Linked DNA regions of Homo sapiens: all the other regions are linked to region 1. A link is a loop called in an ENCODE intact Hi-C map of the cell type or tissue named here. Cell type or tissue: endothelial cell of umbilical vein. All regions are shown on one strand. Each heading gives the region's core, and the rest is flanking DNA. Links, peaks and the distances in the headings are about the cores only.

Region 1 (10,018 bases), core at 689-8,688:
TATATTTGCTGTTCTTTACATTTTCTTTTCTTTTTTTAATTTTATTATTATTATACTTTTAAGTTTTAGGGTACATGTGCACAATGTGCAGGTTAGTTACATATGTATACATGTGCCATGCTGGTGTGCTGCACCCATTAACTCGTCATTTAGCATTAGGTATATCTCCTAAAGCTATCCCTTCCCCCTCCCCCCACCCCACAACAGTCCCCAGAGTGTGATGTTCCCCTTCCTGTGTCCATGTGTTCTCATTGTTCAATTCCCACCTATGAGTGAGAATATACGGTGTTTGGTTTTTTGTTCTTGCAATAGTTTAGTGAGAATGATGATTTCCAATTTCATCCATGTCCCTACAAAGGACATGAACTCATCATTTTTTATGGCTGCATAGTATTCAATGGTGTATATGTGCCACATTTTCTTAATCCAGTCTATCATTGTTGGACATTTGGGTTGGTTCCAAGTCTTTGCTATTGTGAATAGTGCTGCAATAAACATACGTGTGCATGTGTCTTTATAGCAGCGCGATTTATAGTCCTTTGGGTATATACCCAGTAATGGGATGGCTGGGTCAAATGGTATTTCTAGTTCTAGATCCCTGAGGAATCGCCACACTGACTTCCACAATGGTTGAACTAGTTTACAGTCCCACCAACAGTGTAAAAGTGTTCCTATTTCTCCACAACCTCTCCAGCACCTGTTGTTTCCTGACTTTTTAATGATTGCCATTCTAACTGGTGTGAGATGGTATCTCATTGTGGTTTTGATTTGCATTTCTCTGATAGCCAGTGATGGTGAGCATTTTTTCATGTGTTTTTTGGCTGCATAAATGTCTTCTTTTGAGAAGTGTCTGTTCATGTCCTTTGCCCACTTTTTGATGGGGTTGTTTGTTTTTTTCTTGTAAATTTGTTTGAGTTCATTGTAGATTCTGGATATTAGCCCTTTGTCAGATGAGTAGGTTGTGAAAATTTTCTCCCATTTTGTAGGTTGCCTGTTCACTCTATATTTATTATAGAATATAAATATTCCATAATAAATATATCCATGGGATCAGCTGTGATGGCCTCTCTTTCATGTCTGATATCAATAATTTGTGTCTTCTCTCTTTTTTTCTTGGTTACCTACTAGAGGTTTGTCAGTTCTATTGATCTTTCCAAAGAACCAACTTTTGTTTTCTTTGATTCTCTCTATTGTCTTCAATTTCATTCATTTCTGATCTAATATTTCTTTCAGTTCTTCTGTCTATGTTAGGCTTATACTGCTCTTCTTCCTCTAGTCTCCTAAGGTAGAAACTTTGATTATTGATTTCAGATCTTTCTTCTTTTCTTATGTGTGCATTCAAGGCTATAAATTTCCCTGTAAGCACTGCTTTCACTGCTTCCCACAAATTTTAAGTGGTATTTTCATTTTCATTTAGTTAAGATAATTTTTAATTTCTCCTGAGATTTCTTCCTTCACCGTGTGTTATTTAGAAATGTGTTGTTTAATCTCCAAATGTTTTGGGATTTTCCACCTATCTTTCTGTTACTGATTTCAAGTTTACTTCCATTGTGGTCTGAGAGCATATTCTACATGATTTCTATTCCTTTAAATTCATTGAGGTGTGTTTTATGGCTCAGAATGTGGTATAGCTTAGTGAGTGTTCCATGTCAGCCCAAGAAGAACGTGCACCTTGTTGTTGTTGGGTTAAGTGTTCTATAAATATCAATTAGATCTTGTTGATTGACGGTGTTGTTCAGTTTAACTATGCCTTTACTAATTTTCTGCCTGCTGGCTCTGCTAATTACTGACAGAGGGTTGTGGAAGTTTCAGCTGTCATATTGGGCTTATCTGTTTTTCTTTGCAGTTCTGTCAGCTTTTGCCTTGTGTATTTTGGCACTCTGTTGTTAGGTGCATGCACATCAAGCATTGTTATGTCTTCTTGGAGAATTACCCCTTTACCATTATTTATGGCTCTCTTTTTTTTTTTTTTTTTTGAGTTTCACTCATGTCACCCAGGCTGGAGTGCAATGGCATGGTCTCAGCTCACTGCAACCTCCACCTACTGGGTTCAAGTGATTCTCCTTCCACAGCCTACTGAGTAGCTGGGATTACAAGTGTGCACCACTACACCCAGCTAATTTTTGTATTTTTAGTAGAGATGGGTTTTCACCATGTTGGCCAGGCTGGTCTCAAACTCCTGACCTCAGGGGATCTGCCCGCCCTGGCCTCCCAAAGTGCTGGGATTACAGGCATGAGCCACCACACCTGGCCTAATGCTTCTCTTTATCCCCAGTTTTTCTTGTTCTGAAACTGCCTTGGCCGCAGTTAGTATAGCTACTTCAGCTTTCTTTTTTATTTTAATATTTTGGGTGGCAAAGTGTTTGGTGGAAACTTGGAAAGTGGCTAATAGCACAGACATTTGAATCAGGCGAACCTGAGTACAAGCCAGGTGACTTGTCAAGCGGGGTGACTTTGGGTAAATTCATTCTGTGTCTCAGTTTCCCTATCTACCAAATGGGAAACTATCTCTAGATTGTTGTGAAGATGAAATAGGGCAATGCAATAAAGCACTAAGCAATCTCCTGGCTTGTAATGTGTAAGTAATATGTTTTATTGTTACTCTAGTATACATATTAATATATTCTATTATTAATATAAGCTCTAGGTTGTTATATGATGGAACTTTAGTTGTCTACATGCAAGTACTTTTATATAAAAGCTGGACAGGGCACCCTGAGAAGATAAACTTAGAAAATAGTTGCAAAGTCTCAAGCTGGCATGGATGTCTGGTTGACAGTGCCCTTAAAAGATGAAGACTTTGGCCGGGCACGGTGGCTCACGCCTGTAATCCCAGCACTTTAGGAGGCTGGGGCGTGCGGATCATGAGGTCAGGAGTTTGAGACCAGCCTAGCCAGTATGGTGAAACCCCGTCTCTCATGCCTGTGATCCCAGCATTTTGGGAGGCCGAGGTGGGTGGACCACGAGGTCAGGAGATGGAGACCATCCTGGCTAACATGGTGAAACCCCGCCTCTACTAAAAATACAGAAAATTAGCCAGGCGTGGTGGCAGGCGCCTGTAGTCCCAGCTACTTGGGAGGCTGAGGCAGGAGAATGGCGTGAACCCGGGAGGCAGAGCTTGCAGTGAGCTAAGATCGCACCACTGCACTCCAGCCTGGGCAACAGAGCGAGACTCCATCTCGGAAAAAAAAAAAAAAAAAAAAAAATTAGCTGGGCGTGGTAGCACATGCCTGTAGTCCCAGCTACTCGGGAGGCTGAGGCAGAAGAATTCCTTGAACCCAGGAGGTGGAGGCTGCAGTGAGCCGAGATCGTGCCACCACACTCCAGCCTGGGTGACGGAGCGAGACTCTGTCTCAAAAATAAAAGACGAAGACTTCAGTGTGCCCTGCAGCTCACAGTCAGAACATTTCCCTTCATCCCTCCAGGGCCCTGCAACCAGGGGAACATGCAGTCACCTCCTTTGTGCTGAGCTTCACTCAGTCCTCTTATTAAAGTGAAATTACAGAGGAGCTTCTGTCCCTTGCCATCAGTTTGCAGACACACTGGCTGGGGCCCCTTTCCTTTGGGGAAACATGGTCACACCAAGCCCCCTTTTGAAAAGCGGGCCATCTGTGGTTAGGCAAATCCTGAATAGCTTTTAAAAAGCAATGGAAATAACTAATCGCATGGGAAATATTTATTGTACATCAAGGTTTTTCAAAGGTAGTTATAAAACTATGTATGTAGGGTGTGATTAATTTTGTTTAAAAAAATTTAAAAGGACGTAAGCATAGAAAAAAAACGTGGAAGGATGTGAACCTCAATGTTAACCATGGCTGCCACTGGTGAGGGTGGGATTATAAGTAACGGTAATGGCTTCTTTAGTACTTTTCTCTATTTCTTGTTTGGGCCATTTTTGCCTCCTGTCCTGGTACTGAGTACCACCATAAATACCCATGTGGAGTCAGGGAAAAAGAAAATGGCCAATTCCTTGACGATTTTCGGTTTTGGTAAAATAAAAAATAAAAATAAAAACAAAAACAAAAAGAAAAGAAAATGGCCAATTCCCTGGTCCCATATTTGTCCAATATGACTCTCCCAAGATCCCTTTGCCTTTGTGTTGCCTGATTTCCCCACTCAACAACTTAGGTACCTGTCCCCAGGTCTGGTGTCAGACAGAGCACATATCCCAAGCTCCTTCACACACTAGCTGTGTGGCCTTGGGCAAGTCGCTTAACCTCTCTGATCCTCAGCCTCCTCCTTTTAAAATGAGGATTGTCGTGATGATCTGGCGGCGGCAAAACAGGTAAGGCACTCAGCTCAAAACATTAGGGGCCGTGTCATTTTTGTTTTCATGGCTACGACTGTCCTCCTTCTCCGTTGCAGTCTCCTGACATCGACAACCACCATGCACTCATTGAATATAACGAGGCGGAGTGCAGCTTTGTTCTCCAGGACTTCAATTCCCGCAACGGCACGTTTGTCAACGAGTGCCACATTCAAAACGTGGCTGTGAAGCTCATCCCTGGAGACATCCTGAGATTTGGGTCTGCAGGGCTGACCTATGAACTGGTCATTGAAAATCCACCTCCGGTGAGTCCGGGCCACTGGGGGATAGAGGGGCCATGTCGCCTTCGTGCAGCCCGGCGCTCGGATGCAGCTGCAGGGTGGCGCTTATCCACATTGGTGCCACTGTGATCGCACGCTGCACACAGGCAGCAGAGACAGAGTGGACCCTGTGGAGTTCTGAGTCATTCTGGCGGGTCCCAGGAAGGAGAGAATCTTAGCACCCTCTTCTGGGCATTTCTTGGAGTTGCATCTTGGCTCACATAGAACCAGTTTTCCAAAAATGTGCAACTTCCTGAGAGGAGGCGGAAAACAAGGTGTGCTTTTGAAAATGCAGAGGTGGATTTCATTTTTAGGTAGATGAGCACGCTGCTCCTTCCTAGCTCTGTGACCTGGGCCAGACTTCTTCATATGCCCAGGTCTCTGCCTTCTTGACGGCACATGGCATCAAGAGAATGTCTGTAGAGCCTGAAACTCAGTGTCCAAGTAGACGCTCTTAACACATAAGCGCCTGAAAAGCCAAATCTGTGAAGTCCGAGCCAGTGTTTCCCTAAACATGTCTGATTATCAGAATTTGAGGGGGACTGTTCAGTAAAATTACAGGTTCCCGGGGCCCCTCCATGGGAGATTCTAATTTTGTGACTTGCCAGTGGGGGAGGAGGAGGATGCACAATATCTCTATTTCTTTTTTTTCATACAAAGGTATTTATTGAAGTATTATTTGTAGTGGCATAACATTTGAAACCTAAATGCCCATCAAAAGGGGCATTGTTTAATAAAATATAAGGGGTTCATTCTTATGTGGATAACTATGCTGCTTTTTTTTAAAATGCAGCTTTATTGAGGTATAGTTGACATACAGTAAAACTGTACATGTCCAAAGTACATCATTTGCTAGGTTTGGGAACATGGATATACCTGTGAAGCCATTGCCACAACCAAGACATTAAGTGCACCCGTCACACTACAGGGTTCCTCATGACCTTAGCATTTCTTTGCTTCCTTGCTTTGAACAGCTTTATAGAAGTATAATTTATGCAGCATAAACCCTGCCCATTTTAAGCGTACAATTCAACACATTTCAGTATATTTACAGAGGGGTGCAGCCATCACCACAAGCCACTTTCAGAACATTGCCATCACCATGTACATCCTAGAAAGAAACCTGTGAGATACTTGACTTTTTGTGTTGGTTTGTGCAATTTTTTATGTTTTAAACTGTGGTAAAATACATATAACATGAAATTCACCGTATTCACCGTTTCTAAGGAACAGTTCAGTGTTGAGTGCATTCACATTGTGGCGCTGCTGTCACACCGTCGATCCACAGAACTCTTTTCATTTTGCAAAACTGAAACTCTGCCCCTATTAAACAAGAGCACACTGTCTCCCTGTTGCCCTCTCACCCTAGCCTCTAACGACCACCGTTCTACTTCCTGTCTCTGTGAATCTGACTACTCTGGGTACCTTGTATAAGCGAAATCATACGATATTTGTCCTTTTGTGTCTAGCTGGTTTCACTCAGCACCAAGTCCTCAAGGTTCATCCATGTTGTAGCATGCGTCAGACTGTCCTTCCTTTTGAAAGCTGAAGAATGCTCCCTTGTATGAGAGACCACATTTTGCTTATCCGTTCTTCCATGGGTAGACACGTGGGCTCCTTCCGCCTTTTGCCTATTGCAAATGATGCAGCTGTGAACCTAAGTGTACAAATTTGGGGAGGGGTATTTTGTTTTAATCACATAAGTGTGTCACCCAGTGGTAAAGATGTCCAACCTTCACTTCTGAAGGAGCAAAAGAATGTATTATAAAAGATTCTGTTTTGGCCAGGCATGGTGGCTCACACCTGTAATCCCAGCACTTTGGGAGGCCGAGCCGGGCAGATTGCCTGAGCTCAGGAGTTTGCGACCAGCCTGGGCAACACGGTGAAACCCCGTCTCTACTGAAATACAAAAAAAAAATTAGCTGGGCATGGTGGCGGGCGCCTGTAGTCCCAGCTACTCTGGAGGCTGAGGCAGGAGAATTGCTTGGACCCAGGAGGTGGAGGTTGCCGTGAGCCGAGATCATGCCACTGCACTCCAGCCTGGGTGACAGAGCAAGACTCCGCCTCAAAAAAAAAAAAAGATTCTGTTTTGTATAATAGTTTATATTTTGTTAGTGAATGAGAACGGTAGAGTTATTATAATGGAATAATGAGGAGGAGCAGGAGGGACACTGTGCTAAGGCATTTACCTGCTTTCCCTTATTTAATGCAACAGCCTAGGGCATGGGCTCTCTCATGATCCCCATTTTGCAGACAAGGAATCTGAAACTCAGAGAGGTTAAGTAATTTGCCCAGGACCACACAGCTAGTCACTGTGAATTAAACTCTGTCTCCACTTGCAGGTAACAATTGGGAGAAAACCATTGGGTCAGCTGCTAGGTGCAGCAGTATCATCAACTGGTTTTCAAAGACAACAAAGCACACTTTTTTTTTTTTGAGACGGAGTCTCACTCTGTCGCCCAGGCTGGAGTACAGTGGCCCGAGCTCGGCTCGCTGCAAGCTCAGCCTCCCGGGTTCACGCCATTCTCCTGCCTCAGCCTCCCGAGTAGCTGGGACTACAGGTGCCCACCACCATGCCTGGCTAATTTTTTGTATTTTTAGTAGAGATGGGGTTTCACCGTGTTAGCCAGGATGGTCTCGATCTCCTGACCTCGTGATCCGCCCGTCTCAGCCTCCCAAAGTGCTGGGATTACAGGCGTGAGCCACCGCGCCTGGCCAACAAAGCACACTTTTACAGTCACTTGGCTGTACATGAATTTTAAAAATTCTTATTTCTACATGCAGTTGCCTCCTGCTTTATTAGCTAAGGGACTTTTGGCAGCCAGACATCTGCCCCCTGGCCCATGCCCAGAGTACCTCACAGCAGCCCGAGCGTTTCCAGGGGGCAAGCCGAGCCTCTGTCCCTGCCAGGTTTTCCTCAGAAGACCCCCTGTCCGCCTCCACCCCATCCTCACAAAACTGCTCTCGGCTCCCTTTCAGAGCATTCCTAGATCAAGAGACATTCGTGCAGGCTTCCTCTTAGTGACAAAGGGTCCTTTGCAGGCCTGAGTGAGGGCAGCCATGTGGACTGAGTTTCTCTTTCTGATGGCTTCCCTTTCTATTTGCCTGATGACCTCGACCTGTGAGCTATAAAAAAGAAAAAAGGAGGTAGTGAAGAGCGTCTCTCATCAAATCTCATCTCATTTTGGGGTCCAGTTTTTCTAAGAAATGTGTAGCTGTCTTGATTCCAGCATGCTCTTGTCTCTTATTGATTCTTTGAGTCCCTAGAGAGGGGGCTGTGTCTTCCCCGCGGTAGAGTTTTCAAGGATTGTTTCCTTTGGAAGAGGACTGTCCTAATATTGTAAGGCTTAGCTGTTCTTTTCCCAAGAAAGAGTTCCCAAACAGAAAAATTTATTTCAGGCTTTGTGGTGACCATAACCAACAGAGAGGGACGTGACAGCCATTTCAATAGGAAATGGGAGGTGGAGGCAGAAGTTAGAGACCCAAATGTGTTTGTAGACATCACAGTGGCTAGCGTGGGTGTCCTGAAGTTCAAGTGAGTCTGCCCCACACAGTTCTGCCCTGCTCTTGACCAGCTGTGGGATCATGCACAAGTTGCTTCACCTCTCAAAGCCTCAGTTCCCATTTCTGTAAAATTGGAATCCTAATAGTTCCTCATGTGGGGTTACTGTAGTAGTAAACGGGTCATTGTTTGCAAATTGCTTAGCCCAGTATCTGGTGCCTATGATAGCAGGAAGGTAAGAGGAGCACGCTAGCAGCCACCTGCCTCCACTGTGAGCCTTCCCATGGACAGAAAACCTCCCAAGACCTCCCAACTACCAGGTGGATGCCTTTGCAAATAACTTACCCATGGAGTGACATACAAGGTAGAAAAACAGAAAGAAACTCTTGGTTTACAAAGTACATTGGCACCCACGATATGCTTAAGAGTACACGTTATATATCATAGCTTTTTTGCCAAAGTATAGCCTAGGGGCCGGGCGTGGTGACTCATGCCTGTAATCCCAGCACTTTGGGAGGCCAAGGCAGGAGGATCGCTTGAGGCCAGGAGTTCAAGACCAGCCTGGCCAACATAGTGAAACCCCATGTCTACCCAAAACACAAAAAATTAGCCAGGCGTGGTGGCACATACCTATAGTCCCAGCTAGTCAGGAGGCTGAGGCACAAGAATTGCTTGAACCCGGGAGGCAGAGGTTGCAATGAGCGAAGATCATGCCACAGCCTGGGCAACAGAGTGAGACTCTCTCAAAAAAAAAAAAAGTATAGCCTAGGGCCACCACCTTGCACAACTCCAGTCACCATTCACAGTAGAGTCCACAAAGATGGCACCCCCTGGAGTTGTGCGAGGCATAACCTACAGGGCCATTTGCGATGCCCTGAAGCAACTGTTGAGTAGTAACACTGACTCCCTGCCTAAGTGTCAGGCGTGTGAAATCCAAGTCACAAAGTCAGATGTGCTTGCCGCGTTGTTTCTGCCATTATGATGTTTGCTTGTTGGTTTCTTTAGTGCTTTATGATTTCCAGGAAAGGAGCTGTGAGTGAGGGTTGTCCTGTGAACACTAGTGCTGTTCTTATAAAGCAGCTAGGTAAGGAAACCTACGTTGGCCTGTTCTGCCCTGCTCCCATTCCAGCCAGAGCTTCCCACATGACTTCTGGATGCAGTCCTTCGACCCTCTTGCAACCTCATGACATCCTGCCCAACATAAAGAGTGCCCATATGCCTGGCTACTCACTGCCTTAAAGGGGAAGCTCTTTGGGAGTGCAGTGAAGAACACAAAGGCTTTGGAGTACGATAGACTGAAGTTCAAACTCCAATGGCAATCTAGCCTTTCTGAGCCTCAGTTTCCAACTTTTGCCGGGCAGGAACACATTAACCACAGGCTCCCTTTCCCCCTTCAGAATTTGCATACAGGCCTTTGGGACCATCCCATCACTGTATAAACTGAAGCCCAAAGAGGTTCTGCAGTGTTCCCAAGATTGTGTAATCAGTTATGGCCAGAACCAGGATTAAGTCTCCTGAGTCCCGGTCTGGGAGTCTTTCCCAACAGCCCAGAGCACCTCGGTCACCTGAGAGCTCAGGCAAGTTCCTCACTGCAGTGCTGCCAGCCTGCCACTTCACATGCTCATGGGGGATGATATATCGTGTGGGTAGAAATGAAAGCCACCGATGATAGAAGAAAATGCAGTTTCAGATAGGGGCTTCCTCATTCGCCTCCACTATCTTTTCACCAGGGATGCTGCTGAAGTTCCTGGACAAACTCAGTTCCCCCCTTGCAGTTTCTTTTTTGATGGTGATGATAATGTCTGGCGGCTAATGTTTAATGAGCATTTACTATACGTACCAGGAAGTGTCCTAAGTACTTAATATATATGATCTCATTTAGTTCTCGCAAAGTAAGAAGTATCTGTTGTCATCTCCATTTTACAGGTG
Region 2 (10,018 bases), core at 1,435-9,434, 72 kb before region 1:
TGAGTTCTGAGATTACTACCAGCTAGGGCTTGCTATATGACATGTCACTTTGTCCTCACATCACCCCCATTCTGAGACTGAGGGAAGAGCTGGCCCAGGGTTGCACACCTAGTGGGTACTGAGCCTGATTCCAGACTCCAGCAGCCTGAGCACAGAGCCCAGCTCCTAACGAGCATCTCCTGCCCAACCGACTGCCCTCGGCCTTGACCCAGCAGGATTCCCAGGAGACGTGGCTTGTGGGAAAGAAGCCCAAGCAGTCCTGGCTGAACTTCTTTTTCTGAGATGTGTTGAGAGTATCAATTATGTGTGGGTCCTCAGAGACCTGCAACTCCGTGGCTTACTCAAGGCAAAAAGTTCCCTCCCCATCACTTAAAAGATGGAGGCAGTCCTCAGCCCTGAGTTTTTATTCCTGCGACTTTGCTGTGTGTGCATCTCACTCACTGCATCTGACAATTGCATGGCACTGCATGGTGTGCGCCTAGCTCATCCACCCATCCATCCCCCACCCAGAGACACCCAGACTGCTGCAGTGGACAGCCTCACCCACGGGCCCTGTGTGGGATGTGAACTCAGCTGGAGACCTGCCGTGCTGTGCCAGAGTGAGCTTGGACCACTTTACAACAGCCAATTATGCACATCTCCTCCCTACTCCGAGTTCAGTGACATCGTGTCAGTAGCTCGATAGTGCTGTGATGGGAATATTTACACCACAGCGATGGGCCGTGGCAATCACTACAAATCTGGGCTGTGTGTGTGTGTGCATGTGTGTGTGTGTGTGCGTGTGCATGCACACATGTGAAAGAGAGAGGGGGAGGGAGAGAGAGCTAGTTTACCAGCATACCACTGTGAGGGAGTATGTGGAGACTTTGTTTTCTAGAGACATGGTGCACCAGCACACACAGCAAGAGACAGGGTCTTTCTATGTTTCCTGGGCTGGTCTCAAACTCCTGGCCTCAAACAATCCTCCCACTTGAGCCTCGCAAAGCACTGGCATTACAGGCATGAACTATTGTACCCAGCCCTTTAATTTTATTGAATTAAGTGCTTCCAGACTGGTACCAGAATGACCATCCAATTTTACATGTCATTTCAAAAAAATTGTTTTCCCAGTTTCCAATTTAAAAAGACTTATGAACAAGTATGTGCATTAAACAACAGTGACAACATAATTTCAAGTCACCTATTAATTCAGCTAGTTGGCCCTGGGATGTAGTGCAGAATTCTAAAGATAAGTGTTGACTAGAATTCAGTTTCTAGTTTTGGCATTCTAGGACTCTTTCAAATGCAGGAGACAGAAAACTCAGTGTAATGAATGAGCTCTTATCACTCAGCCCTCCAGGGTTCTTCAGACACAGCGGGATCCAGGTTTGCAAACAGTGCCATGAGGACTCACTCCCTGCCGTTTGGTTCTGCTTTTTGCTGTGTTCATTCATTCCCAGGCAGGCTTTCTCTGCCCAATGCTCTGAGCTGCCTATGCAATGGAGGAGTGTCTCTTTCTCAGCAATTCCAGGGAAAGTTAAAATTTGAAACTCATTGGCCCAGTGTGGGTTACGTGTCCGTCTTGAAATTATCACTGTGCCCCAGAGTGTGGGAGGCCCTGATTGGCCAGGCCTGGGCATGTGCCTGCCCCTTGAGCCAGAATCAAAGTCATATGGACTGAGAATGGGGAGGGCCCTAGAGAAGGAAAACCAGGCACTGTTCCCAGCAGGTTAGGAGTGCCTGCTGGGCAGGTAAAACAACAGCATCCTCTCAACTTCTCTGGGGCGCTTGAGACTGACCGGTGCCCCTCCCTGTTGGACACCTCCTCCTGTGACCTTTGGACCCTGCGTTTTCAGGGCTTCCCGGCCTCTCTGACTGAAGAGGCCTTCTCTGCATCTTTACCCAGGCCATCTTCTTACCCTGCTTCTGGCTGAGGCTCTCTCCAAAAGCCCCGTACTGAGGCTCTCTCCAAAAGCCCCGTACTGAATCACTCACCTCATTCCTGCTAAGTGTGTGTTGTGACCAGTGCTCCGATTATGGGCACAGGCTCTGTGTACTCTCTTGTCGGGATGGTATCATTGTTGCCATTTTACAGATGAGGAAACCGAGGCTCTCAGTGGTGGAAGGAGCAGCTAGTGAAGCAGATGCACACCAGGGTCCTTTCCTTCAGCTGCCGTAGCCCTCCACTTCCCTGATCTCGCTGTGTCTGTCACCAGGGCCCTCCAGCTCTGAAACTATGTCCCTTTCCTTGTGGTATCTGCACCCAGCCAGCCACCACCTTTCCTCCCACAACCGTGAACCTCTCAGCCTGTGTGGACAGGCGTAGCTTTGGCTATACATGACAAAAAAAAAAAAAAAAAAGCAGATTCAATAAGATAAACCTTTATTTTTCTCTTATGTAAACAGAGTCCAGAGGTCAGCAGTCCAGGGCTGAAAAGGCAGCACCGTGATCCTCAGGGACCTAGGCTCCTTCTATCTTGCTGCTCTGCCAGTCTCTACCTCACATCCTAGTATGGCTGCTTGAGCTCCAACCATCACATCTGCACTAGAACCAATAGGAAGTGGGAAGCAGGGGGAGACATGTCTCCTCATTTAACATGTTTCCCTTCCTGAATGTGCCCCACCCCCTATACACACCCTGCTTATATCCCATTGGCCAGAACTTAGTCACATGCAACCGCTAGTGAGCTGCCTAAGAGGCTGGGTACTGCTATCTTTATTCTAGGAAGCCACGGAAAGCCGAGCATCAGCTTACTATGGAGGAAGGGGAACACGGATATTGGGAACCACAAATAGGCAAAATTAGTATTACTATTATTTTTTGAAACAGAGTCTCACTGTGTTGCCCAGGCTGGAGTGCAGTAGCGTGATCTCAGCTCACTACAACCTCTGCCTCCCGGGTTCAAGTGATTCTCGGTGCCTCAGCCTCCCGAGTAGCTGGGACTACAGGTGTCCGCCACCACGCCTGGCTAATTTTTGTATTTTTAGTAGAGACGGGGTTTCACCATGTTGACCAGGCTGGTCTTGAACTCCTGACCTCAAGTGATCTGCCTGCCTCGGCCTCCCAAAGTGCTGGGATCACAGGCGTGAGCCACCCCACCTGGCCAACTGGCAAAACTCAGCCACCCTGCCGACCAAATGAAAACATCAGACCAGTGAATTGGCACGCTCTCTTTTCTTTCCCTCCAGCACAGGGAGAAGGAGGAAAGAGCAGCAGGCTCACTGTGCTTGGAGGTGAGCTGTGCCGGGCAGGTGACATCTCACCTTGGCCAGATCTCTCTGGTGCATTCCTCAGGAGGTCAACCCCGTTTCCGGCCCTTAGCTGGGACCTGCTTGGTGTTTACAGATTGACGTGGCAGAGGGGAAAAACACCCAAGATGTGCCCACTGAGCCCTGTGAAATCGTTTTCCAGCATGGAAGTTTCACCAGGGCTTCTCTATAGACAGTGAGGCCACTTCTGAATGCCATAATGCCATGCTGGCTGTGAAGAAAGTCGATTGTGTCTTTTTTTAGTTCACGGAGACTTTTTTTTTTTTTGGAGACGAAGTTTCACTCTTGTTGCCCAGGCTGGAGTGCAACGGCGCAATCTCAGCTCACTGCAACCTCCGCCTCCTGGGTTCAAGCAATTCTCCTGCCTCAGCCTCCCGAGTAGCTGGGATTACAGGCGCACGCCACCATGCCTGGCTGATTTTTTATATTTTAAGTAGAGATGGGGTCCCACCATGTTGGCCAGGCTGGTCTCAAACTCCTGACTTTTAGCTGATCCACCCTCCTTGCCCTCCCAAAGTGCTGGGATTACAGGCATGAGCCACCACACCCGGTCAGTTCACAGAGATTTTAAAACCCAGGGGGGCAGGTGGTTGTGAGGGTGGGCTAGCCACGGGTTGGGGGAATCATAATGCCAGCTTTCCCTGCAGCATCATGTCTTGGCAGCACCAAACACAGAAGAGGAAACTGAGATTCTGAGAGGCGTAAGGAGCAGCTACTGAAGCAGATGCATGCCAGGGTCCTTGCCTTCAGCTGCCATAGTCTCCCATCTCCCCAGTCTCCATGTTTCTCTGTCACCAGGGCCCTCCAGCTCTGAAATGATATACTTTCCCTGTGGTACCTGCACACAGCCAGCCAAACACTCTGTTGGATAACCCTCCACGTGGATAACACGCTCACCCCTCAACCCTATGAGACCAATATTGTATCCTAGCTGCTGCTGGGCAGAGGTGGGATTTAGTTCCCTCCTGTGAGCTGTTGTGCCCTGACTTCTCTGCGAAGTGGGGACCGTAGCACTTCCTTCCCGGGGCTGCTGGGAGATGATGTGTGAAACATATTAGCAATACCGTGGAGGTTGTGAGCACTCGGCCCAGGGTAGATCTTTTTTATTACCCAGTGGGAAAGAGGGCCTAAGCGAAGCAAATGTGGGCTGGATTGCGTCCCCCGCCAAATTCCTTTGTTGAAGCCCCCTGTCCCCAGTACTCAGAATGGGATTGCATTTGGAGATAAGGCCTTTACATAGGGGATCAAGGTGAAGTAAAGTCATATGAGTGGGCCCTAATCCAATATCACTGGTGTCCTTGTGAGAAGAGGATCTCCTGAGCCCAGGATTTCAAGACCAGCCTGGGCCATACTGGGAGACTCCATCTTTACAAAAAAATGCCAGGCTTGGTGGCATGCACCTATAGTCCCCAGCTACTCAGAAGGCTAAGGCAGAAGGATTGCCTGAGCCTGGGATATCGAGACTGCAGTGAACTGTGATCATGCCACTGTACTCCAGCCTGGGCAACAGAGCGAGACTCTGTCTCAAAAAAAAAAAAAAAAAAAAAAAAAGAGAGAGATTAGGACAGAGACACACACGGAGGGACAACCGCGTGAGGACAGAGGGAACAGGTGGCCATCTACAGGCCACAGAGAGAGGCCTCAGAAGGAACCAACCTTGCTCAGAAGGAACCAACCTTGATCTTGGACTTCCAGCCTATAGAATTGTGAAAAAATAGATTTCTGTTGTTTCAGGCACCCTGACTGTGGTACTGGTTATATCAGCCCCAGCAAACTAATACAAGCTCTTAATCTCTCTTCCCCTCCCCTTCCCTGCAAGCTGTCCCCTTTTAACCTTAATTCCAGTTTTATGATTAAACATCTCAGCGTCAATTATTTACAACACATCCAGATGAGTATCAGAGCTGCAGGGGACTGAATGACTCACACTGGGGAAGCTGGTTTTCATGAAGGGAAAAACGACACTAAGAAAAACAGGGAATTGTATCTCCTGACCACAGAGACTGAAACTGACCTAGGGAAAGTTTCTGTCAGCCGCAGCACAGGGAGGATCTCTTCGTGGGAGTGGGGGGCCCGGGAGGCACCAGGCAGTGGAGTGTGCCACAGGTGCCTCACACCTGTATATGGCACCTGCCAGCACGCAGGCTGTTTACTTACCCAATAGTTGGTTTGACTGGGCACAATTCCTTCATCCAGATAAAACTAATCACTCGGAGTGAGTCGTGTCTAGTTTGAATCTTTGCTGCACCATTCACTGTGTGACTTTGAGCAAGTTTCTTAACTTCCCTAACTACAGGCTCCTCTTCTGTGAAATGGGGCTTATTCTAGAAACTTTTTCATCAGCTTGGGAAGTTTAAGCATGGTAATAAATAACTGAGAAATTAGACTGTGATTATATTAAGTAAATAATATTCGTAATAGGTCGTTAAGAAAAATAAATATATTAAAATTTTATAAATAAAAACAAAACAGAATACATAAAATTAATAAAGAAAAGTAAATATATAATGAGTATTAAAATTGTATAAATAAAATTTAAAAATGGAATACATAAAATTAATAGTAATAATAAGTAATAAATAATAATAAAGGCATGTAAGGCACCCAGCACTGGCATTTCATAGGAGCTTAGGAGAATGTTCACTGTAGTTGCCACAATTCCGAAATGTAACAGTTGGAAAAAGAATCAAGTGTGACAAGTGACTTCCTAAAAATCGAAGACAGGAAGGAAACCCAGGACTCGAGAAAGCAGCTCTGGCTAAGATGCTTCGAGTAGGAAAGTCAGGTATAAAGTGGAGATGAGGGAACGGGGAATGGCGAGGGGAGGGGGACAAGCTCGGCTCAATACCAAAAGAGCTCTTGGCAGCAGGTTTGGGAACCACTTCTACAGAGACAGCATTGCGGTGGCTAAAAAAGAAAATGTCCAGATATGGGCAGGACAAACTTTCTCAAACGGCGTCCTAATCTCCAGAATCAGAGCTGGTCTAAGAAAAGTCTGGGAACACAGAGGGCTTGCTTCTGCAGGACTCGTGGGCCTGCAGAGGGCTGGCTGTCTGCTTCACGTACCTCGACTTTTGGCTTAAAAGCCCTCATATAATGAGTACTTAAAGTAAACGTCAGTCTTGTCCTGTCGTCAGCACTTTGGAACTGCAGTTTTGAGCCCCCAGGAAGTGGGGTGCCTGCTGACTCAAGCACGAGAATACCTTTATCAAGTTTGTTGGTCCCAGCAATGTTAGAACAAGTGTAAACTTGGCTCGTTAGCAGAATCCTGGGTTAAAATGTAAACTTGGTAGAGGAGCACCGCCATGCCAAGCCTCCCTCCAACCTGGCCACACGAGGAAAGGGCGCATAATTCACCAAGCGATTGGTTTTATCAGGATTGAGAAACTGTGCCTAATCAAATCAGCTATTGAGTAGGTAAACAGTCTGTGCTGGCAGGCACCATACACAGGTGTGAACGGGAATGCCACCTGCAGGAGTTGCCTGGGTCTGCCATAACAAATTACCCCAAACTTCATGGCTGAAAACAACACACATTTATTGTCTTGCAATAAATGTGTTCTGGAGGCCAGAAGTCCAGCCTCAGTTTCATGGGTTAACATCACAATGTGGGCAGGGCTGGTTCCTCCAGAGGCTCTAGGAGAGCATGCGTCTTCTTGCCTTTTCCAGCTCCTGGAGGCACCTGCATCCCTGGACTTGTGACTCTCTCCTCACATCCTCCTGCTTCCATGATTCCATCTCCTGCTTCCTCCTTTGACCTTTCTGCTTCCCTCTTATAAGGCTACTACTCATCAAATTGGGCCCACCTGGATGATCCAACGTAATCTCCCCATCTCAAGATTCTTAACTTAATCATGTCCAAAAAGGCACTTTTTCCATATAGGCTAGAAGTTACAAATTTTGATTAGGACCCGGATATCTTTGAAGACCACGATTCAGCCTCCCATGTGCCTGTTCCCAAATTCCAAGAAACACAGGGTGGTGAGCAGCAAAGAACCCTGTGCAGGACCCCGCTTCTTCTCTGCCCCTAACTTGAATGGCCTTCAGTTAGTCTCTGACCCCTTCTGGGCCTCTGTAAAGATTAATGGACGCCCACCTGCCTCCATAGGCCTTTAAAGGATTTCTGGCACAATTAGAGCAGCTACTGTCTGCAGGGCATTGGGTCAAGGCCCTCAATGTATTCACTCATGGATTCTTCAGCTTTATGGTCCCTGAAAAGTGCTGGGCAGGCTCCTGACTTAGAGCCTTGGCTCTGTGGTTCCCTCCTCTGCCTGGAATGTTCTTCCCCAGGTATTCATGTGATTCCTCCCTCGCATCCTTCAAATCTCTGCTCAGATATCATTTTCTTGGTGACTGTGTACCTGGCCACCGTTTTTTGTTTTTTGTTTTTGAGACAGAGTCTCGCTCTGTCACCCAGGCTGGAGTGCAGTGGCGTGATCTCGGCTCACTTGCAACCTCCGCCTCCCTGGTTCAAGCCATTCTCCTGCCTCAGCCTCCCGAGTAGCTGGGATTACAGGCGTGCGCCACCCCTCCCGGCTAATTTTTGTATTTTTTTTTTTTCAGTAGAGACAGAGTTTCACCATGTTGGTCAGGCTGGTCTCGAACTCCTGACCTCATGATCCACCCGCATCGGCTTCCCAAGGTGTTGGGATTATAGACATGAGCCACCACACCTGGCCTGTTTTTAAAATCACTACCCACAGCTCTGTTATTTTCTTTTAGCTTGTATTACCTGCTACCATACCACAGACTCTAATGTGAGCTCTATGGGGACAAGGCCTTCTGTCTGTTTTGATTGTTTCTATGTCCTCAGTGCTTAGATCAGGACTTGGTCCATAGTAGGTGCTCAGTTAATATTGTGTTAGGTAAATGAATAAACACCTGTAATCAAAACTCTGAGCTCGTCACTTATAAACCCAGTGAGGTAGATCCCAGTAAAATTTACTTTGTACAGATGACAGAGCTGAGACTGAGAGCCCTAAGAATTGTCTTGTCTAGGTAATTACTAAGTTACAGAGCTGAGATACAAACCCGGCCTCTGATCTGGAGCCCAGGCTCCCAGTCCCACGGCATAACAGGTGGAGTGGATACTCACCAGCACCCTCTGCAGTCCCTGATTTGATAAATTCTCATCTGTGACTTCTCTCCTTTTTTCTGCAAAATGCCCCTTGGGGAAGACAAACTAAATGAGTCCAGTCAGTGTCCAGAACTGCCTGTCACACAAGGACAAATGCTGAGTCCAGATGGCACCGAGGTTCACACAAGCCTGGCTGGCCACCAGGAACACTGACCACAGGCAGCAACGTGGGACAGGCTCCAGCTTCTCTTCCAGGCCCCCAGTCCTCCCACTCTTCAGATTCCAGGGCTGAGCCTCCAAAGTTGTCCACCTAGGCTGGGTGAGGTGGCTCACGCCTGTAATCCCAGCACTTTGGGAGGCCGAGGCGGACGGATCACCTGAGGTCAGGAGTTTAAGACTAGCCTGGCCAGCGTGGTGAAACCTCGTCTCTACTAAAAATACAAAAATTAGCCGGGTGTGGTGGCGCACGCCTGTAATCCCAGCTAGTTGGGAGGCTGAGTCAAGGAGAATCACTTGAACCTGGAAGGCAGAGGTTGCAGTGAGCCAAGATCGCGCCACTGCACTCCAGCCTGGGTGAGAGAGCGAGACCTCATTGATGGGAACTCTGCCCTGCCTTGGTGGAAAGGCTGGCTTTTCTGCTGCTCCGTGAATGAGGACGGCCTAAACAAGGGGCTTTGTGGACAGGCGCTGCCACTTACTAAACTGAGACTTTGGGCAAGTTTCTCCACCTCTGTGCCTCAGCGTATTCCTTGATAAAATGGACAGAGGTGGGGATGACAGTACCTCCCTTATATGACTGTTGGGTGGGATAAATGAGCTAAATTGTGTAAAGTGCCTGGGGTGTCAGTGCCCTAACTATGTGCTGGGGGTTGGGGGACTAGAGTACTGGGGGTCTGGCTGATGGTCAGAGCCTGTGCTTAGCCTTGTTTGCCAGGGTCGGGGGGCTGCTGCTGTTGTCCCCAGAGACACCGATGGCCAGAACCTGGAGAAGGTTCGAGGTGTCAGACTCACATTGGGCTGACGGGGACAGGAGATCTGCATCCCTCAGTGCTATCCTGGCAGAGGAAGTCTCTGAAATGTGAGATGTCACATTTCCCAAGAAATACTGAATGTGACTGGGTCCCCCGTGCCAGCCTTCTAAATAAGGCTGGACACCAGCCACCTGCTTAGAGAAAGACACTATGTCAAGTGCCTCAAGAAAAGATGTATGGTTCATGAACTCGCTGCTTCTGCTTCTGGTCCCTTGAGTCTTCAAGATGAACTTGTCTTCCTTAATTTCTCCAACACTTACGTGGATTAGCAAGGACCCTGGTGATGTCAGGTTTTATACAATGCACCGACAGCTTGTGTTTGGAGTCGGGGAGGGAAGCTGCCTCTTTTCTCTGCAAGCCATGACATATTCTGGAAGATGCCCACTTTCCCATCGCTGTGGGATTACTGAGGCTGAGCCCTCACCCTGGAATATCCTGATCTCTTACCCCCAAATTCCACCCACAGGAAGGCCACAGAGGCCTCAAGGCCCTGCAGAGCTGCATGCGTATCTTCCTTCTCCCTGCCCTCCTCAAATTGAATCCGTCATTCTTTTTGGAAGCTCTTCAGACACGCTCCATTTTGGCAGTGCTACTTGGTGTTTAAAAGTGTGGGTTTTAGGATCAGGCGTACCCTACCCCTGCCTCGTACTCACTGTGTGAC
Region 3 (9,712 bases), core at 1,713-9,712, 55 kb before region 1:
AAAGAATGTATTAATCCCGACATTTTAATCTCTGCCCATGATTCACATCTGGAGCCTGTCTTTCTCTCGTGCAGCATAAGGCAAAGCTGGAATGGAGAACGAATGAGGGCAGGCAGTGAGGGGGTTAAAGCGGCTCAAATCACTAGTCTGCTAACCACACTCTCAGCGTCCCACGTACAAGGCCTGCCTGTCAGGCACTTAGCATGTGCTCAGAACGTGGTATTTTCATCACTCCTGCTTCCAGCACAACCCCCTGGCTGTGTACTTCTCCACCCTCCGAGTCTGACCTTGTCCCAGATCCATTTGGTAGAACCGGTGCATTCCTAAGGCTGCCAGAGCCCCCATCCTTCCTTTTGCCAGCCATGAGTGATACTGTAAGAAATAAATATCCTTGTGTACGGTCCCATCTGGTCCTACCGCAGCTGTCTGCAGTGGGATCCCTGTTCAGCGCCCTGCACGCCACACACATGCCCATCCTACCTGTTCATATTCCATACATATGCATGCATATGTACATAGGTGCTCGCACGCATGCACATGTGCTCATGTGTGCATAAACATATATGCACACGTGTTCATGCCCCAGTGTGCCTTGGTGCTTCTTCTTAACTCCTTCAAGAGCAGAGCCAGTGCGTTCACGCACGTGCACATACACAGTGCTGTGCATTCAGGGTTCAGGCCCAATTAGGCCAGTGGGAATCCTCTCCCACATAGACTTTCTGTATGTCCCACAGCCCTGAGCTAGGACACCCTGCTGTCTAATCCCACAGTTCCTGTACTTCCTTCTTACTTTATTGGTATTCCCTATAGATCATTTTCCTGCTGGCCTAGAAGCTCTGCTAATCCTTAACTTGCTCACTGCTGTTTCTCCAGTGCCTAACTCGCTACTTAGGAGGTAGTGAGATGCACAAGAAATATTTGTTGGGTGAAAAAAAGAAGGAACAGACTTAAAGCTGATAAAGGATGTTGTTCCAAATATTTTTAGAGTCTCTTTTAACAAAGTGGCCAATTTCAGATAAACTCATGGTTTCACAAGAAAATATCTTCGCAGCATCAGATTTCAAGCAGCCTGGTCAGTCATCCTTTCGGAGAGACTGGAAAAAATGCAGAATTGAAAACAGGTCCTTGCCCAGCTAAACATCTTGTAAATTTTACTGTTTTGCAAAAGTTCCTGTCACAGGAATAATGTATGGGGGAGAGGTTTAGCAAGGGGCATTGCTTGCTCCTCCTCCTCAGTCCTTGAGAATGTTCTAAACTAAAGCCTTGAGTGACTGCTTCTCTGGCTCGCTCTCAACCAACAAATGCTGTGGAATCCCAGGACCGCTGGCTGCTCCCTTTAGCGCAGGGTCTCTGGGCTGCTTTGTGGAAAGAAGGTTTATTTTGTCCAGCTGGGCACAGGAGCGGAGAGGAAGAATGTGCAGGCCTGTGTCCCTTTTAACAAAGGGAGAACTCGATGTGGTTTCAGAGAAGCTTGTCTTGCTGGGTGACTTCATGTGGCCTGCATTCATTTCATCCAACATTGACTCTGCAAACTTTTTTTTTTCGAGACAGAGTCTTGCTCTGTCACCCAGGCTGGAGTGCAGTGGCACAATCTCGGCTCACTGCAACCTCCATCTCCCAGGTTCAAGCAATTCTCCTGCCTCAGCCTCCCAAATAGTTGGGATTACTGGCACGTGCCACAGCACCCAGCCTTTTTTTTTTTTTTTTTTGTATTTTTAGTAGAGACGGGGTTTTACCATGTTGGCCAGGATGGTCTTGATCTCTTGACCTCGTGATCCATCCACCTCGGCCTCCCCAAGTGCTGGGATTACAGGCATGAACTCTGCAAACATTTTTTGAGTCCCTGCTGTGTGCCAGGCTTAGAGATGATGACAATGTGGTCATGGGAAGAGAGAGACTCACCACGGTGGTTGCTGGAGGATTTGGGGAGCACATGAAAGGGGCATCTGAGCTATGGGTGACCAGAGAAATGTTCTGGAGGGTGGTTGGGGGTGGGTAGTGCAAAGAAAGGCAGGCTGAGACATGCAGTAGGAGAGGCAGGAGCCAGGCTAAGGCCACCATGAGCAGCATCATTCTAAGAAGCTGGATTTTCTCCTGCAGGAAGTAGGGAGCCATTGAGGGTGGGGAACAGATGACAGTAGGCTGTTTGGCCTGGTCATACCATTGGCTGAGGCCCTGTCCCCCAGGTGAGTCTGTTACAACCATCGATTGTGGACCATTCATCCCATCGCTCACTCTCCCAGCAGCCTCCAGCAAGAGCTACGATTTTACTGCACTTCATTAAATTCCACACAATGTTTTAATGACCTGAGCTCCGACCTTTCTGGCCTCCAGCAGGGAAAGGTCTGGCTTTTCCTTTTCAGGGAGTAGCGGGCTGGGCAGACCGGCCTCCCTTCTCGCAGCCTCGCACAAGGAGCCTGAGCACGTAAGACATCTGGAATGCATCAAAGGCGAGGCCCAGCCAGAGCCGGCGTGCTCGGTGCTGCTGCCTAACTCCTTCAAGAGCAGAGCCGCCACATTCACAAAGCGTCTGGAATCGGAACTGATCGTCCTCTCTGCTCTTTCTGCTTTCCTTCCAGGCCCTTCCACCGCAGCCATCCGCACGGGAGGCCTCGCGATTGCTCGGAACCATCCCGCAGGAGTTCAGCTGATATTTTCTAGTGTGGGGCGAGAGATTTTGTGGAGCGCATTTAAGGGGTTTTTGTTGTGACTGCTGCCTTGTATACATTTATTTTCTTTCTTGGAACTGGGCCTCGCCCTCCTCCCACTGACATGATGGCCCAGTCCAAGGCCAATGGCTCGCACTATGCGCTGACCGCCATCGGCCTGGGGATGCTGGTCCTTGGGGTGATCATGGCCATGTGGAACCTGGTACCCGGCTTCAGCGCGGCCGAGAAGCCAACAGCTCAGGGCAGCAACAAGACCGAGGTGGGTGGCGGCATCCTCAAGAGCAAGACCTTCTCTGTGGCCTACGTGCTGGTCGGGGCCGGGGTGATGCTGCTGCTGCTTTCTATCTGCCTGAGTATCAGGGATAAGAGGAAGCAGCGGCAGGGCGAGGACCTGGCCCATGTCCAGCACCCGACAGGCGCTGGGCCTCACGCCCAGGAGGAAGACAGGTGAGGCCTGACTGTCCCCTTCCCTCCCCGGATCGGGGATGGGCACGCACGCATGCACACACATGTTCACACCTTTCCGTGGTGAAAAGACTGTCATCTACAGGCTTTATTGTCCCATGTTCGCCCATGACGCCTCTGTCAAAACGGTTTATCATTTTACAAATAACTTTAGACTTTTCTACCAGAGCTTCCCAAATAGCATGGTACAAATGGATTACAGGTAAACCAAGATTTTTTAAAAATTTTATTACAATAGATTTTTACACCATGGAATACTATTCAGCCATAAAAAGGAACAAAATACTGTCTTTTGGGCCAGGTGCAGTGGCTCACTCCTGTAATTCCAGAACTTTGGGAGGCCGAGGCAGGTGGATCACTTGAGGTCAGGAGTTTGAGACCAGCCTGGCCAACATGGTGAAACCCTGTCTCTACTAAGAATACAAAAATTAGCTGGGCATGGTGGCACATGCCTGTAGTCCCAGCTACTGGGGAGGCTGAGGCATGAGAATCGCTTGAACCCAGGGGAGTGGAGATTGCAGTGAGTGAGCTGAGATACCGCCACTGCACTCCAGCCTGGGTGACAGAGTGAGACTCTGTCTCAAAAAAAAAAATACAAAAACAAAAAACTGTCTTTTGCAGCAACTTGGATGGAGCTGGAGGCCATTACTCTTAAGTGAACCAGCATTTTGACCCGCCCAGGGTCACTGAACAGGGCCTGGGGTGGCCAGCATATTTGCTTGTCCCTTCACCCCAGCATGCTGTGTGTATGCTTTAATTTGAAATGGCTGGGAAGCAATTTTCCATTTGAGCAAAAATGCCACCAACAAATTTAAAAGATAAGTGATACATTGGGGAAGATATGATAATAGTTGATATCCCTATTATAAAAAGAGCTCTTAGAAATGAATATGTAAGATGAATATACCAATAGGAAACAGACAAAGATTATGAATATTCCATAGATGTTCAACCAATAGATGTTCAACTTCATTAGTCATGAAATGCAAGCAAAAAGATGTCTTTTCTTTTTTTTGCCTATCATATTGATCAAGATAGACAGCCCCTACTGTTGGAGAGTTGTAGGGAAGATGGATTGCTGATGAAATGTTGACTGATAGAAACTTTCTTAAGAGTTTCACCATAAGGGGCAGTACTGAAGATGTGCGTATTGATCCTATTTATAAGAGTTTATCCCTGGGAGACAGTCCCACAGGTGCAAAGGAGTTTGTACCAGTATATTTATCAGATCATTGTTTAGGATAACAAAAACTTAGAAACAACCTAAAAAACCACCTACTGAGTTAAATGACGTACCTATTCAATGGAGTTCTATGCAGCAACTGTTGATCTATATTTGTTAATGTGGGACCATATCCACAACAATGAGAAAAGGGGGATATAATACAGCATCTTTGGTCAGGTTATGGTCCCATCAAATGTTGTGGCTGTGGGATTGGAGAGGGGTAGGAAAGGTATACACCAGAATGTTACAGTGGTTTGTCTCCAGGTAGAAGGATTCGGGATGTTTTTCTTTTCTTCATTAGATGTTTCTGTGTTGTTTGAATTTTCTACAAGCATTTCTTATCTTTATAGTGGGAAGGGAATTGTTCTTAATGTAATATGGATTAAAGGGAACCCTTGGTACACTAATGGTGGGAATGTAAATTAGTGCAACCACTGTGGAGAAGTTTAGAGTTTCTTCAAAAAACTCAAAATTGAGCTGCCAAATGATTCAGCAATGCCACTTGTGGGTACACACCAGAAGAAAAAAAAATCTCATTATATTGAAGGGATTTCTGCCCTCCAATGTTACCAGTTACCACCCCTTTCCATGGTAATGACCTGGAAGTTACCATCCCTTTCCTAGAATGTTCTAAATAGCTTGCCCTTCAATTTACATTAACCCACTTCTTACTTTTGCACATAATTGAAAGTGGGTGTAAGTGGGTACAAATACAATTTCCAAATTAAACTCATTTTCTGATAGCAAAGAATAATATATGCTGTATTGGTCAGGGTTCTCCAGAGACACAGAACCAGGGGGATATATATTTTTTTAAATGGAGATTTATTATGAGGAATTAGTTCCTGGGATCATGGAAGCCAAAAAGTCCCACAATTTGCCATCTGTAAGCTGCAGACCCAGGAAAGCAAGGGGTATAATTCATTCTGAGTTTGAAGGCCTGATTGAGAACGAGGAGAGGTGAGGGTATAGATCCTAGTCTGAGAGCAGGAGAAGATGAAATGAGATGTCCCAGCTCAAGCAGTGAGGCAGGGAGAAATGAGTCAAATTCCTGCTTGCTCTGACTTTGGGTCTATCTAGGGCCTCCATGGGTTGGATGGTGCCACCACACTGAGGAGGGGAATCTGCCTTACAGAGCCCACCGAGCTGAATGCTAGTATCTTCCAGAAACACCCTCACTCTCACAGTGTTTAATATGGGCAACCATGGCCAGTCAGGTTGACACCTAAAATTAACCATCACACATGCTTATTCTAGAAAACTTGAGAAATATAGAAAAGAACAAATATCAATCACTCATCATTCCCCACCCTAGCTGTGAGCACATTTGAGTTCATTCCTAAAGGAGGGTGGGAGGAAAACCAAGGCAGACTTTGAGGTTTCTGATGTTGGCCATGATCACCCCACAGGTTCAAGTATAGAGTCCTGGAAAGTGGCTATTGGCGTTAATTCTGACAAATGTGTAGAAAATATCCTGACTTTTTGGTTTTCTCTTTCAACAGTCAAATGAGAATAAGGCTGAGAGGACCTGATCTTTTTGAGTCTTGGGATAAACTTGGAAGATAAAATTACAGAATAATTTGAGACACACATAAATGTTATATTTCAGATATTCTTTCTCTACTGAAAGTTGGTAGCAACTTTGTACATTTCTGTGTTGCCTTTGACCAAAGGACCCAGCTGAGCATTGGAATAGCTCACGCAGCATGTCGCTAAGTGGGAAAGGCTTAAAGGCAAAGGAGGTTTAACACCCAGATAACATGGTGGAGTAGTTGAGAGTACAGTGTTCACTTCCTGCCCTCCCATTTCCTGAAGGTCTGACCAAGTCATTTAATCTTGATGTATCTCAGTCCATCTATAAATTGGGTATTATAATAATAGTGAGATAGAAAACAGGCAGGACTTGTTTTCTGATCATAACCCTGCTGACCAAAACAGGATGTGGTCCAGATGAGATAAGGTTTAAAAAAACACTAGCCAAAGCCAGCAAACGGGAACGAGGGTGATCCCTGGCTGCCCTCATTGCTCATCAGCATGGGACACTCTCACCAGTGCCATGACAGTTTACAATTGCCATGACAACGACCTGGCAGTTACCATCCCTTTCCATGGTAACGACCCAGAAGTTACCTTTCCTAGGAAGTCTTAAATAGCTTGCCCCTCAATTTGCATTAACCCACCCCTTAATTTGCATGTGACTAAAAGTGGGTATAAATACAATTTCCAAGAGCCCCTATGTGGCCAACTCAGGGTGTACTGCCTATGAGTTAGCCCTGCTCCACAAGAAGCAGTGCCCTTCAATAAAGAATTGTGGTCTAACACCACTGGCTCACCCTTGAATTCCTTCCTTGATGAAGCCAAGAACCCTCCCAGGCTAAGCCCCAATTTGGGGACTCACCTGTCCTGTCCTGCATGACTAGTACTTAACTCATAGTGTTGTCAGGAATCTGAAATTGGTTCATATTTGCTAAAATACTTAGAAGGGAGCCCAGCTCATAGTAAACACTTGAAGTATTCACTTTTATTGCCTCTAAGACCCATTTGTTATTTACAAGGCTGCTGTGTGTGGACTCTTTGGAGCCCATCCCTTTGGGATTTTGAATGACTTGAGCACAGGCTAACACTCTCCCTGTCTGTGTGTCTTCTTGCAGCCAGGAGGAAGAAGAGGAGGATGAGGAGGCTGCCTCAAGGTACTATGTTCCCAGCTACGAGGAAGTGATGAACACAAACTACTCAGAAGCAAGGGGAGAGGAGCAGAACCCGAGGTTGAGCATCTCTCTCCCGTCCTATGAGTCACTGACGGGGCTCGACGAGACCACCCCCACATCCACCAGGGCTGACGTGGAGGCCAGCCCTGGGAACCCCCCTGACAGGCAGAACTCTAAGTTGGCCAAACGACTGAAACCGCTGAAAGTTCGAAGGATTAAATCTGAAAAGCTTCACCTCAAAGACTTTAGGATCAACCTCCCAGACAAAAACGTCCCTCCTCCCTCGATAGAGCCTTTGACTCCTCCACCGCAGTATGATGAAGTCCAGGAGAAGGCCCCCGACACCCGGCCGCCCGACTGAATGGCCCCACTTGAGCCACGCTCCCTCCTGTCTCTCACACCTTTCACCCCCAAGACTCTAACAAAGCCACATGAGCCACAGTTGAGAAGCGGAGGGGCCAGCTGTGCATGGAGCCATTTGGATGGCGGCGGGCGGGGGGGGATTCTCTGTATCAGGAGTGACTTTGTTGCCCCACACAGCCTCCTGCTGCAGGTGCTTTGGAAAGAGATGCTGCCTTGGAGCTGGTGAATCTGTGGACCACATTCAAGGGTGTGGCACAGGCATCTTCCCATCCTTTTCACTCCGAATCGCTGGCGACACATTCTCCTTTCCAGCTAGGAAAGGGTTCCTCGCGGCTGGTTTAGATTGTGGTTGTTTGTTTTGCTTCTACTAAGACTGTTTTGTTTCAAAAAGGAAACAAGTTTTGTGTTTGCTGTCTACGCTGGAGTCCTGAACTGTGGGTAGAAAACACGACCTGGCTTTGTAGAAAGGACACAGGGCTGTTTTATGAACTAAGCGGTGAGGCTCAGGTGGCGGCTCTCGCAGAGCCCCTGATGCTGTTGTTCTTTGAGGGCTTAAGGCCTGATGAACGTAGGCACGTGATGCATAATAGTCTTCAATGGTACACTTAACTAGTCTCTTCTGTGTAACAGCAAAAAAAAAAAAAAAAAGAAGAAGAAAGAAAACTGTAGGAAATGTTCTTTTTGAAATGCCATGCAATGGAGCTTTTTGTAATAAAATATTTTATATGTAGTACATTTGGGTGCTGAGTTACTTTAGCAGCTCTCCCAATACTGACTTTCTTAGGGGAAAATGGCAATAATAATAGCTAATATGTACTGAATACTTATGCCCAGTGTTGTGCTAAGCATTTCACACATCACCCCATTTTGTCTGGACCCAAGTCTGGTAATAATGCCATTCTGTTGTCAGCTCACAGAGGCTTTAGGTTAATGTAAGTGCCCTGTGTCACACTGCTAGTAAGCAGTAGAGCTGGGGTTTGAGCCCAGGTTGCCTGGCTCCAAGGCCTGAGTTCTTACACACCCCCCATACAGCTCAGTGTAAAGAGCTTTTCCAGACTTTGAATGAAGACTTGCACTTCTCAAGTTCAGAGGTTGTCTCTGTCAACCTATGCACCCAAAAGAAAGTTCTGGTTGTTTGAACAGCAGCTTTCTACCTGTCTAGGCATCCTTCCTATCTCCCTCTGCTGAGAACTGGCCCAGGAGGGAGCTCAGTGCAGCCTGTCCTCTGCCCCCAGAACTGACAGGCTATGTAAGTGTAGGGGGTGGGTGAGCATGTCCCCCTGGAGGGGGAAAGTGAGTCTATGCAGCTCAGAAAAGCAGTGCAATGAATAAGAAATGCTCAGGGGATCGCACGCTGTTGAAGAGGGGACATAGGAGGGGAATGGAGACCTCTGGGGTCAGGATCTTGACCGTGGAGTGAGTGTCTGGGAAAACAGACCCAAGTCCAAAGGAAGCCTTCCTGCTATTGGTGGGCATGGAGCCAGCCTGCTGAGGAGTCTGTGTCAACCTGGTTGGAAGAGTAATTCCCAGGCCCAGATGTTTTCCTAACAAGCTCCGGTGGACAGGGAAGGGATGACAGGCACCGAGTTACCTTCTTATCTCAAGATTAGCAGTAGTGACTAAAGTTCGAAACTTTCACTTTCCTTATGCGATGCATTATTAAAAGGGGAGATGTTGGGATTGGCTTTGTGGCATGGGACAGACACCCAGAGGCCTGGTCCGTTCCCCGGCCCACTCCTGAGCCGACCCATGGCTCTTTGTGTCTCATGTCTCTGGGCTGGGCTTGCTTTCCTGTTACTTTCTGTGCTTCTTCCAAACCAGAGGATAAATGGGAGGAAAATAGAAGAGAAGAGTAAGGACCCAGATGAGTTGAGAAATGACTTTCTGGAAGAGCTCTCAATCTGGCTTCTGGTAGAAACCTTTTGGGGTGTCTCCCTAGTCTAGATCCTCCACGGGGGAGAAGGAGTTGTGAGGCTTGGGTGGGCTGATTGGTGGTCCCCAAAGGTATCAGACCCTAATCCCTGGAACCAGTGAATATTACCTCGTATGGTAAAGTTTTTGCAGATGTGATTAAGGATTGAAGATGATGGGATTGTCCTGGGTTTGCCAGGTGGGCCCTTAATGCCAACCACAAATGTCCTCACAAGCAAAAGACGGGGAGAGTATATACAGAAGAGGAGGAGACAATGTCATCCCAGAGGCAGAGATGGGAGTGATCAATCTACAAGTCCAGGAAGGCCGGCAGACACCGGAATCAGGAAGAAGCAAGGGATGGACTCTCC

The links. A loop is a pair of places that touch in the nucleus more often than their neighbours do. Peaks named below come from ENCODE experiments on the same cell type or tissue, not always from the same donor. Only the 100,000 strongest peaks of a DNase experiment are listed, where the experiment ranks them.
Region 2: a loop joins it to region 1, with 5 times the contacts of the local background. A loop is called at or near these places in 14 of 110 quality-filtered maps.
Region 3: it touches region 1 in a loop (4-fold over the local background); 15 of 110 quality-filtered maps call a loop at or near these places.

Annotation. Positions count from the first base shown.
Region 1 is chr1:15,267,958-15,277,975 of GRCh38, forward strand. FHAD1 (forkhead associated phosphopeptide binding domain 1) reads left to right here. Exons shown (of 34, transcript NM_001391957.1): 3 at 4,366-4,572. Among named protein-coding and RNA genes, the nearest start is that of FHAD1, 26 kb to the left of the region's middle. In endothelial cell of umbilical vein, for the core only: a CTCF peak has its summit at 4,773 (motif pointing left); a DNase peak (open chromatin) is centred at 4,764.
Region 2 is chr1:15,195,633-15,205,650 of GRCh38, forward strand. All of the region lies in intron 1 of TMEM51 (transmembrane protein 51), which reads left to right. Among named protein-coding and RNA genes, the nearest start is that of TMEM51-AS2, 29 kb to the left of the region's middle. RefSeq lists enhancers at 8,706-9,261, 9,630-9,799. In endothelial cell of umbilical vein, for the core only: no CTCF peak of the experiment used is centred there; a DNase peak (open chromatin) is centred at 5,189; H3K27ac peaks cover 1,005 bases.
Region 3 is chr1:15,212,316-15,222,027 of GRCh38, forward strand. TMEM51 (transmembrane protein 51) reads left to right here. Exons shown (of 4, transcript NM_001136218.2): 3 at 2,580-3,116; 4 at 7,011-8,163. The coding sequence starts at 2,773. The coding sequence ends at 7,428. Among named protein-coding and RNA genes, the nearest start is that of FHAD1, 30 kb to the right of the region's middle. In endothelial cell of umbilical vein, for the core only: no CTCF peak of the experiment used is centred there; a DNase peak (open chromatin) is centred at 6,396; H3K27ac peaks cover 1,324 bases.